2 separate regions of the Homo sapiens genome follow, and region 1 is linked to region 2. Evidence: chromatin contacts called from ENCODE Hi-C or POLR2A ChIA-PET data. All regions are on one chromosome and are shown on one strand. Each heading gives the region's core, a stretch centred on a gene start or an enhancer-like site at or near the end of the contact. The rest is flanking DNA. Distances are from core to core; before and after follow the strand shown. Region 1 has its middle 41 kb from the start of TMEM18-DT. Region 2 has its middle 79 kb from the start of LINC01865.

Evidence for each region. A loop is a pair of places that touch in the nucleus more often than their neighbours do. ChIA-PET counts read pairs that join two places held with the same protein, here RNA polymerase II (POLR2A). Pooled maps may share reads with other maps.
Region 1: a loop to region 2 is called in a map of naive thymus-derived CD4-positive, alpha-beta T cell, with 13 times the contacts of the local background. The contact joins two enhancer-like sites. A Hi-C loop is called at or near these places in 3 of 168 maps with a recorded cell type or tissue (CD4-positive, alpha-beta memory T cell, naive thymus-derived CD4-positive, alpha-beta T cell and posterior cingulate gyrus) and 9 of 50 pooled maps. POLR2A ChIA-PET finds 5 or more read pairs at or near these places in 1 of 52 experiments (Panc1).

The regions. Positions count from the first base shown.
Region 1 is chr2:633,487-638,471 of GRCh38, forward strand. No RefSeq gene overlaps it. Among named protein-coding and RNA genes, the nearest start is that of TMEM18-DT, 41 kb to the right of the region's middle. Within about 2 kb of position 3,585, at least 2 of the 41 ENCODE cell types and tissues checked have a DNase peak (open chromatin) inside an H3K27ac peak, as active enhancers do.
Region 2 is chr2:392,705-397,094 of GRCh38, forward strand. No RefSeq gene overlaps it. Among named protein-coding and RNA genes, the nearest start is that of LINC01865, 79 kb to the left of the region's middle. RefSeq lists an enhancer at 935-1,634. Within about 2 kb of position 1,832, at least 7 of the 41 ENCODE cell types and tissues checked have a DNase peak (open chromatin) inside an H3K27ac peak, as active enhancers do.

The DNA of each region.
Region 1 (4,985 bases), core at 2,335-4,834, 240 kb after region 2:
AGAAACCTACATGATCATATGATGCCCCCTCTCCAGTGTCCCTGAAACCCCCCGCTGTGGTGGGGATGTTGCTCTCCCTTGGCTTCCTTTGGCCTGGACTGTTTTCCACTTAGTTGTCCCACGACTTCCTTTTTGTCCTTGATCTCATCTCAAGGATCCCCACCCCCTTCCATCATGGCCCCGGCTTATTTCTTAGAGAGCTGTCACAATCCGCAGCTACCCTGCTTCATTGTGTTTGTGTGTCTTTATCATTTAATTCCTTCTTAGAGAAGGTCTGCTCCCAAGGGAGGAAAACATTTTTATTTTTCTTACCTCTGTTTGTTTTACCACCTCTTATGTGGTAAGAGAAACAGAGGTAAGAAAAATAAAATGTCAGTCAGCATTTGCTGATGGGATAAATGAATGAAGCCAAGCAGTGTCTGAGGGGTCTAAGGGCCTGGTGCCCACAGACAGTGCTGTCAGTCGTCTCTTCACCCACCAGTCCCATCACGGTCTCGTCTCAGTTTTCTTCCTCTGTAATTACTGAATTGAGTGAGTTCACCTTTGAAGGGATAGCTGCTAATGACATCGCCAGATACAGAAGAACATCATGAAGTTATAGAAATATGCAGATGCAGGTATTCCTTATCATCAATGTAGGGTGCTGGGTGCTCCAGGGAGGCCTAGGAACATGGATGGGTCTGGTCCTGACCCCCAGTGCCCCAGCTTCTCACAGCACATGGTGCAGAAAAGCACCTGAGGGTCGGCAGCCGAGCGGGGAAGCAGCAGACACAGGCATGCGCCTGGGAGACTCGGCAGATACCACAGGGAGACTTGAGCCCGGCCCCCAGGGATAGCAGCAGGCACTCTGACCATCTGCATGCATATCTATCTGTATTTATTTATTTTGGGACAGAGTCTCACTCTGTCGCCAAGACTGGAGTGCAGTGGCGCGATCTCGGCTCACTAAAACCTCTGCTTCCTGGGTTCAAGCAATTCTCCTGCCTCAGGCTCCTGAGTAGCTGGGATTACAGGCGTGTGCCACCATGCCCAGCTAATTTTTCGTGTGTATTTTTAGTAGAAACAGGGTTTCATCAAGTTGGCCAGGCTGGTCTTGAACGCCTGACCTCAACTGATCTTCCCACCTCGGCCTCCCAAAGTACTAGGATTACAGGTGTGAGCCACTGCGCCCAGCTATGTGTTTATATTTATGTGCATTTCTGTATTAATTCGAAGTGACTCCCTTAGCCAAGATTCCTGCCACTCCTTTAATGTATGACTCAGGCACTTTGTCCTTGCTTCAGTGACTGTGATTTAGGTGCCTTTGATTGGAAGTTGACTGAAAGTTCTTGTTACAGGCGACAGACCAAGGCCGAGACTGAGAAAGAGACAGGAGAAGGGAGGGGAAGGGCAGAAGTCCACAGCTGGGAGCACAGGGATTCGGGTGACTTATGCTGGGGCCTATTTCTCGTTCATCCCTACAACTGGCTCAGGTCTCTGTGTTTTCCTACTGACATCATCTTCCTCATTACACATCACGCTGAATTTTTCAGTATGTCAATTCACGTCACTTATTTTAATTCCATCCAGTTGCGTGTGACAAACCTGAATATCCCATCCATTTCGTGCCCAGGTTTTTAGACTTTTGCTTCCAGGAGCATTTCCCAACCTTGCTGCTTGTGCACTGCGTGCCTTGGTCCCAGGCTGGAGCATCGTGTGAATGAATCTGTTTCCGGCAGGCATGGGGTGAGGTTTATATCAGCCTTCATTAAGCAGTAATCACAGCCTGCCGCTAGACGCACATTTCCCACACACATGGGATTGCAGGAAGCTAACATTCGCCTCTTCTGTTTTATTTTCTGCCACCCTTGCTTGAAAGTTCAATTCATGAGTAATATATTAGGTGGGAAGATAAGTAAGGTTTATCCTTTAGCTAACATTTATTACAATAATAACAAAGTACATACTATACACCTCATTGTTTATAATTGCAAAGTACTGAGGTTACCTATTTTGATGAAAAATGTCTTAAAACATTAAGATTTTAAGCATGATTACGTCCATATTACTAATATTTTAATTCTGCTACCTTAAATATCTATCATTGACACATTAAATATGCTATTGCAGGAAAGCTGATTTAAAAAAATCACAGCTTTAAATATATATTATATTATTTCACAATGGCTAAAATTCCTTTTATATGTTGAGGTTGCTTTTCATTACTCATGAGTCAAAAGAGCTTTATAATCCTCTTATTGACGGTATCTTTAACTTTTTTAAATGAAAATTTTAGCTGAAGGTGAATATATTTTGCTTAAAAAGTTAACATGGACAATAATACCTCATGTCCCCAATTGATTTGGCCTTGGCATATGACATTTGCTATCTCTTCAGTAAACATATTTGTATAATATCGAGCATATTATGCAATACATATAAGTGTATTTAGCAATTAAGCCAAATAAAATTATGCTTGTTTTAACAGTTCATACCAGTTTTCACATCTAGCTTTGTTGGATATTTTTTACAGTTACGGTTACTTTTAGGGCTGGAGTGAGGTCTGGCTGGTGTACGAATGATCCGTCTTGTTAAAATGAAGAAGCACGAATTACTCAGTGAGGCGTGGCCAACTGTGTTTTTAGAGAAAGTCCCCCGGCGCTCAGGGCTTTGTGTTTTCTGGAATGCGAGGTGACAAGCCCGGTCCCAGGTGGCCCCGGACGCCGCTGGCTGCCACTTTCCCCGCCGTCCCCAGCTGTTGGAGCCGAGGCGGAGGGATGGCGCCGTCCGTCCCAGGAGGGAAACGGTGGCCCCCAAGGCCGGGACGCAGGTGGCGCTGCAGTCGGAACTGGGATGTGGACCCCCGGCCCGGGACGCGGTTAAAAGGTCCAGCAACCCCACAGGCCCGTGGGGTCTGCGCTGCTCCAGGCGCCCGGATTCACCGTCCAGCCGGGGCCCTGACCCCGGGTCCGTCCACGCGGCTGCGATGCTCGGTCATCCTGGCTCCGGCCCACCCCGGGGAGACAGGCCCCTCACCGGCCCCTCTGAGGAGCAGGGCCAACACGCCGCGGGCTCTGCCGGCCCCGCAGGCCTCGGGTTCCATCGCAGCAGCGTGGCCTGATGACTCCATTTTGTCGCTGCGGAGGAGCCGCACCGAGTCCACAGCGCCAGTGCGGGGGAGCCGCGCCGGGGAAGAGGGAGGAGGCGCGTCCACAGCAGCCTCGTGTCTCCACATGGGACGTTTCCTCGGCGGGGACCCGGCGCGCCCAGGGGCTCAGGCTCGCTCAGGCCTACGGAGGCGGGTGTATCCGCGTCCGGCCCGACTTGTGAGGAAACAGCACACGTGAAGCGAGCGGAGTCGGCGCAGCCTGGAACAGGGTGAATCCGCAGAGTCCTCGGCCGCGCATGGCGGCTCTGTCAGCTCCAGGGACACAGGGACCGTCCCCGGGCCCATCAGCGCAATCGGGAGGGCGTCCGTGTGCCCACAGGCCCAGCTACACCTCCACAAAGCTGGGAAAGACGAACACGGGCCACCCTCAGCCACCTGCCCGGACCGCTGCGAGGCCCACGGGAGGGAAGACGCGCCCTGGCACGCGGTGTGGTAACCGCCCTTGGACGCGGCGGCGCTTTGGGCGGGAAGAACCGCGAATTCCAGAACATTTGGGATCATTTGTTAAAAGAAAAATCCTCGGGCGCCACCTAGCGCTGACATGCTGCCTAACTCTTCTCAGCCCTCATTTTAGAGAACGGAAAATGAAGCCCAAGTTATTGACTATAAAATGGGAAAAAACTAAAACATTGCAATATGCAGATTGCATCACACATATTATCTTAGCAGGTTTTCTTGCACTTGCCTTGCAGATAAATAGGACATATCTAGGTGGTGCTGTGTCCAATAAAATAACACATCTGAACTCAGGTAAGGAAGGGTTCTCTCAACAGGGAGAGGTTCCAGCCAGGAGACCCCGAAGCGTCTCCCACTCAGGAAGACATGTGCTTCTCTGATATGAGAAGGAATGACCACCGCCAGAGCGACGCCCTATGGGGGAGGATGGGCGAGATGGTCAGCGGGAGGGGTCTTAGGCTGGGGTTAGCAGACGCTTGGAGAAGCAGGCCAGGGCTTGCTACTCCCTGTACGGAGCACTGGATGGCTCCGTCACTGTGGGTGTCTCGTCCACCGTGGTCAGTTACTTGTGAGACAAGAACAGGGAATTTGGAAGGTCTGAGCTTGGCCTGCCCGGGTAGAAAGAGGACCCCTGGGTCTCCTCTACGACCTGCGAGGAAGGTGATCTTCGCAGGGAACCATTTCTGGAACGTGGAGGGTGGAGCTTCTTGACCATCCTTTTGCAGGGCCTCGAAACTCAAGTGAAGTTCGGTGTCAGTAGAAACTCTGTGTTGCTTCTACGCATGGCTGGACACATGTGCTTCTAGCCTTGGCCACTTGATTCCTGGTTGTATAGGTTTTATGTGTACAGTCATGCATTGCTTAACGCTGGGGGTACATTCTGAGAAATGCATTGTTAGGCAATTTTGTCATTGTGCAAACATCAAAACATCATAGGGTATATGTGAACAGAGTCTAGAAGTTACAGCCTATGACACACCTCAGCCATAAGGTGTAGCCTCGTGCTCCTAGGCTACGAACCTGTACAGCAGATGGCTGTGCTGGAACTGCAGGGAGCTGTAACACAGTGGAGAGTGTGTATCTAAACATAGCTACACGTAGAAGAGGTGCAGTAAAAATATGGTATAAAAGATAAACATGGTGCACCTGTATAGGGCACTTACCACGAAAGGAGCTTGCAGGATGGAAGTTGTTGCTCTGGGTGTTGGTGAGTGAGTGGTGAGTGTCTGTGAAGGCCTAGACTCTCAGACATTTCTGTCCACTACTGTTGACTTTATATACACTGTACACTTAGGCAACACTCAGTTCATCGCAAATATTTCTCTTTTCTCAATAATAAATTAAGCTTAGCTTAACCTTAATGAAATAACTTTTTACTTTA
Region 2 (4,390 bases), core at 582-3,081:
AGGTCACTGCAAAGAGGAAAGGGCGCACGCAGGCGCAATGCACAGATCCACGGGCAGCATCTAGACGACGTGCGCTGCTCACAAGGCGAACCTTCGCTCAATGCTCCGGAAGCTGGTTTCCGAATTCACGCCAGCTCACAACTGACCTTCATGCTACACTTTGGGTCCCGTGAGGGCGGCTGCTTCCCCCTGCTCACTCTTGGGCAGCTGGAGCCTAACATAGAACCTGGCATGTGGTAAGCGTGTGCTCAAACTTCACGGCGGGGTGAGGGTGCAGGCATGTGCTTACCACACACTCAAACCTCACGGCAGGCTGAGGATGCAGGCATGTGCTTACCACACACTCAAACCTCACAGGCAGGCTGAGGGTGCAGGCAGGTGCTTACCACACACTCAAACCTCAGGGCGGGCTGAGGATGCAGGCACGTGCTTACCAGGCATTCAAACTTCACGACTGGCTGAGGATGCAGGCAGGTGCTTACTACACACTCAAACTTCACGGTGGGCTGAGGGTGCAGGCACGTGCTTACCAGGTATTCAAACTTCATGGTGGGCTGAGGGTGCAGGCATGTGCTTACCGCACACTCAAACTTCATGGGGGGCTGAGGGTGCAGGCATGTGCGTACCAGGTATTCAAACTTCATGGTGGGCTGAGGGTGCAGGCATGTGCTTACCACGCATTGAAACTTCAGGGCGGGCTGAGGATGCAGGCATGTGCTTACCAGGCACTCAAACTTCACGGCAGGCTGAGGGTGCAGGCATGTGCTTACCAGGCACTCAAACTTCACGGCAGGCTGAGGGTGCAGGCATGTGCTTACCACGCACTCAAACTTCACGGCGGGCTGAGGGTGCAGGCACGAGCTTACCACGCATTGAAACTTCAGGGCGGGCTGAGGATGCAGGCATGTGCTTACCACACACTCAAACTTCACGACAGGCTGAGGGTGCAGGCATGTGCTTACCACGCACTCAAACTTCACGGCGGGCTGAGGGTGCAGGCACGAGCTTACCACACACTCAAACTTCACGGCGGGCTGAGGGTGCAGGCACGAGCTTACCACACACTCAAACTTCACGACAGGCTGAGGGTGCAGGCATGTGCTTACTAGGCAGTCAAACTTCACGGCAGGCTGAAGGTGCCTGCTCCCAAGCGATCTCATGCAGCCTGCACTCAAACTCCACATTCCAAAAGTACCTACTCATCTGCCTAGATGCCTGCAGGGCTGGCTCTGATCTGCTTGTCCTGAAATGTGTTAACTGCCTTTTCATACCTTTTTTCATTGCCATGCCAACTGTGAAAGACTCCAGCCCCTTTCAGATGAGGCCCCCAGCTCGGAGATCCACCCTCCAGGAGGTGCTGGGCAGACGCGTGGGGCGGCCTCCACCTCCGGTTTCCTCCCTGTTGCCTCCCGCAGCCTCTCATTCAGAAAGAAACGTGTTTCCGGAAGCTGTGCCGTTGCCATGGAGCCTGGATGGCTTTGTCAGTTTCCTTATTTGCAGCCTCATCTCATCTCCAGACCCACTGTGCTCCTGGACTCGCTGGCAGTCCCAGCTCTCGCCTTCACTGTGGTCTGTGGACCCCTGCACTGAGCCTCGTGTCCTGTGAAGTCAGGCTCTGAGGGTCTCCACGGCCTCCTCTCACCAGAGACCCCCACATCTGCCGCGAATATAACCTAACACTCGAAACCTTTCTCAGTGGCTTGTGCCACCTTTTGAACTTACAATGTTGCTTTGTAGTTCCTTTTATCTGTTGTACGCTTCAGTTAACAGCGCAGTCGACACCTCCCCGGTGTTGGCATATTCTATCCTTCCACGTCCGTGTTGTGTGTTTTCATGGCGTGTCACTGACTCCCCCCGCTGGGGCCCGCGTCTCCTCTGTGCCTCCTCGTTTTGCGGTCTCTCCACATTTCCTGGATGCTCACTGTGCACCTGTCTCACTACAGCACCCTCGACACTGGCGGGCGCCTGGCTCAGCTGTTTAAGTAACTTTATGTTTATTACTTGGGAGGATATTAGCCTAGATTTAATTAATCTCTATGGCAGCATTTTACTTTTTTCTTTTATTTCATTTTGGAGACAGCCTGGGCTTTGTGGCCCAAGCTGGAGTGCAGTGGCGATCTCGGCTCACTGCAGCCTCTGCTTCCCAGGTTCAAGAGATTCTCCTGCTTCAGCCTCCCGAGTAGCTGGGACTACAGGCATGTGCCACCAAACCCGGCTAATTTTTGTATTTTTAGTAGAGACGGGGTTTCACCATGTTGGCCAGTGTGGCCTCGAACTTCTGGCCTCAAGTGATCCACCTGCCTCGGCCTCCCAAAGTGCTGGGATTACAAGTGTGAGCCACCGCACCCGGCCTATGTTGCTTCATTTTAAATGTCCAGTTGCGAAGCTGTGGGTGCAGTAATGGAGCTGATTTCTCAGCTGCTTCAGCTGAGTGATGTCCAACAACTGAACACAGGAAGCCTCAACGCAGATGCTCAGGCGGGGGCGACCGTGGAGACGGAATATTCTCTGGCCCTTCTGTGTTAAGAAAGCCTTCAGGTTGCTGATTATAGAAATGGATGTTTTTAGTCAGCAGTGCAGCTCCACTCTCAAATGGAAGAAAATCCTGTTTTCAGCACCACGTATGCCTAAAGCATCAATTATTTCACTCCCAAATCAGCTGTGTTGCCACCACATTGAATCTGCTGTGAAATAACAGTGTCTGCCAGCACGTGGGTGTTTGGTTAATTATTGTCTTTTTATAAAATATCTGCTTTATTGATACCTTTTCCTTTGGCTTAAGTCATTAATGATGTGTTATTCTGGTCTTGTCATGGATCTGTCAGTGGAATTGCACTGCAGGTGGCTTCTTTGTGGAGTGACAGCAAACGGCATTTGGAAAGTGTGGCTGTTCACCCTGTGGCTGTCCCAGGGCCACACACTGATTGGACTGGGGGCAGGTACCCCACAGAGCCACATGGGTTTAAGCCGAGTCTGCCTAAGTGTGGAACCATAAGTACAGAATGAAGGAAAACAAAACCTGAGCATTTTCTCAGAGTTAGGATTGTTCTTTTGAAAATCTTGGGCCAACTGGGATGACCGAGATTTTTATCCTCTTACCAGTTTTTTTTTTTTTTATGTTTTCTATTTCTAGTGAAGAACTAGAAGGAAAATATGCCCTTAAACGGACAAGTGTGTTATGGACGGAATGTGTGTGTCGCTCTGAAATTCGTAGGTTGCAGCCTCACCCTCAGCGGAGGAGATTAGGGTTTGATGAGGTCGTGAGGGTGGGGCCTCGTGCTGGGGCGAGTGTCCTTGTGAGAAGAGGCACCAGATCCCACAGGCTCCCTCTCTTCCTGGGCCCACACAGAGAAGCCGAGCCCTGTGGGTGCAGTCAGGACGGTGGCCGTGGCCCCCAGAGAAGGTGCCTCAGGCGAAACCAGCCCTGTCAGTGCCTTGGTCTTGGACCTCAGCCTCCAGACCTGTGGGAAGCGAATGTCTGCTGTTCAAGCTGCCCAGTGCATGGTATTTTGTTACAGTATCCTGGGCTGACTAGGACACAGGCCTGGGAAAGTTTGCTGCTGAAATTTTGAATGGCAAGAGTGACAACCAAAATTAAAATGATCTGTACGAAGTGACATGCTTGTTCCTCATTCAATTTAACATAGCGTTTATAGAGTATTGCAATGCTATTATCTTGATTCTTCCGTAAATATTGGGCAGAAATAGGGCAGATAGGATTTGTTCCTGTTTTATAGACAGAGAACCTGAGATGTGCATTGCACATGGCCTGTGCCCTCCTGGAACCCAGAAGCAGGTGGAGCCCTCGTCTTCCCACCCAGTGACCTCCCCACCCCGCCAACGGGCATGGGAGCCATTGCCACGGCCTGGGACCCCTCTACCTGCGGAAGCTAAGGAAGGGGCAGGTTAGATGAAGGATGGCACAGGGAGATACCAGAACGCTGTGCAGGGATTCACTGTGATGCTTTCAAATCATTTTAGTACGGAGGTGTGCGGACGCCTGTGAAATATTTTACATCCTGCATCTTTCCTTTTGAGAATTTTAACCTGCACCTGGTGTGTGTGTATATGTGTGTAAATACATGCACATTTGCACTTGCATTTATATTTATATTATTTATGTTACTATTTAATATAGTTTGGCTATAAATCTTTTCCTTTATGGTCACAACGTTTGTGTTTTGCCAGGAAAATTTTTTTCTTTCCCAGTATAAAGGCATTTTCCAAGGTTATCTTGTAGGATCTTTGTTTTTTCACCCTCCCTGTTCATTTCCACAATCCACCTGGGGTTTGTTTCGTGTGAGCCTGAGGTGGGTTGAGTTTCCTTCTTTTCTCTACGCGCGTTTGATGATCCAGCGCCGTGGGGTGGAGGCTTTCAGAGACATCCGTC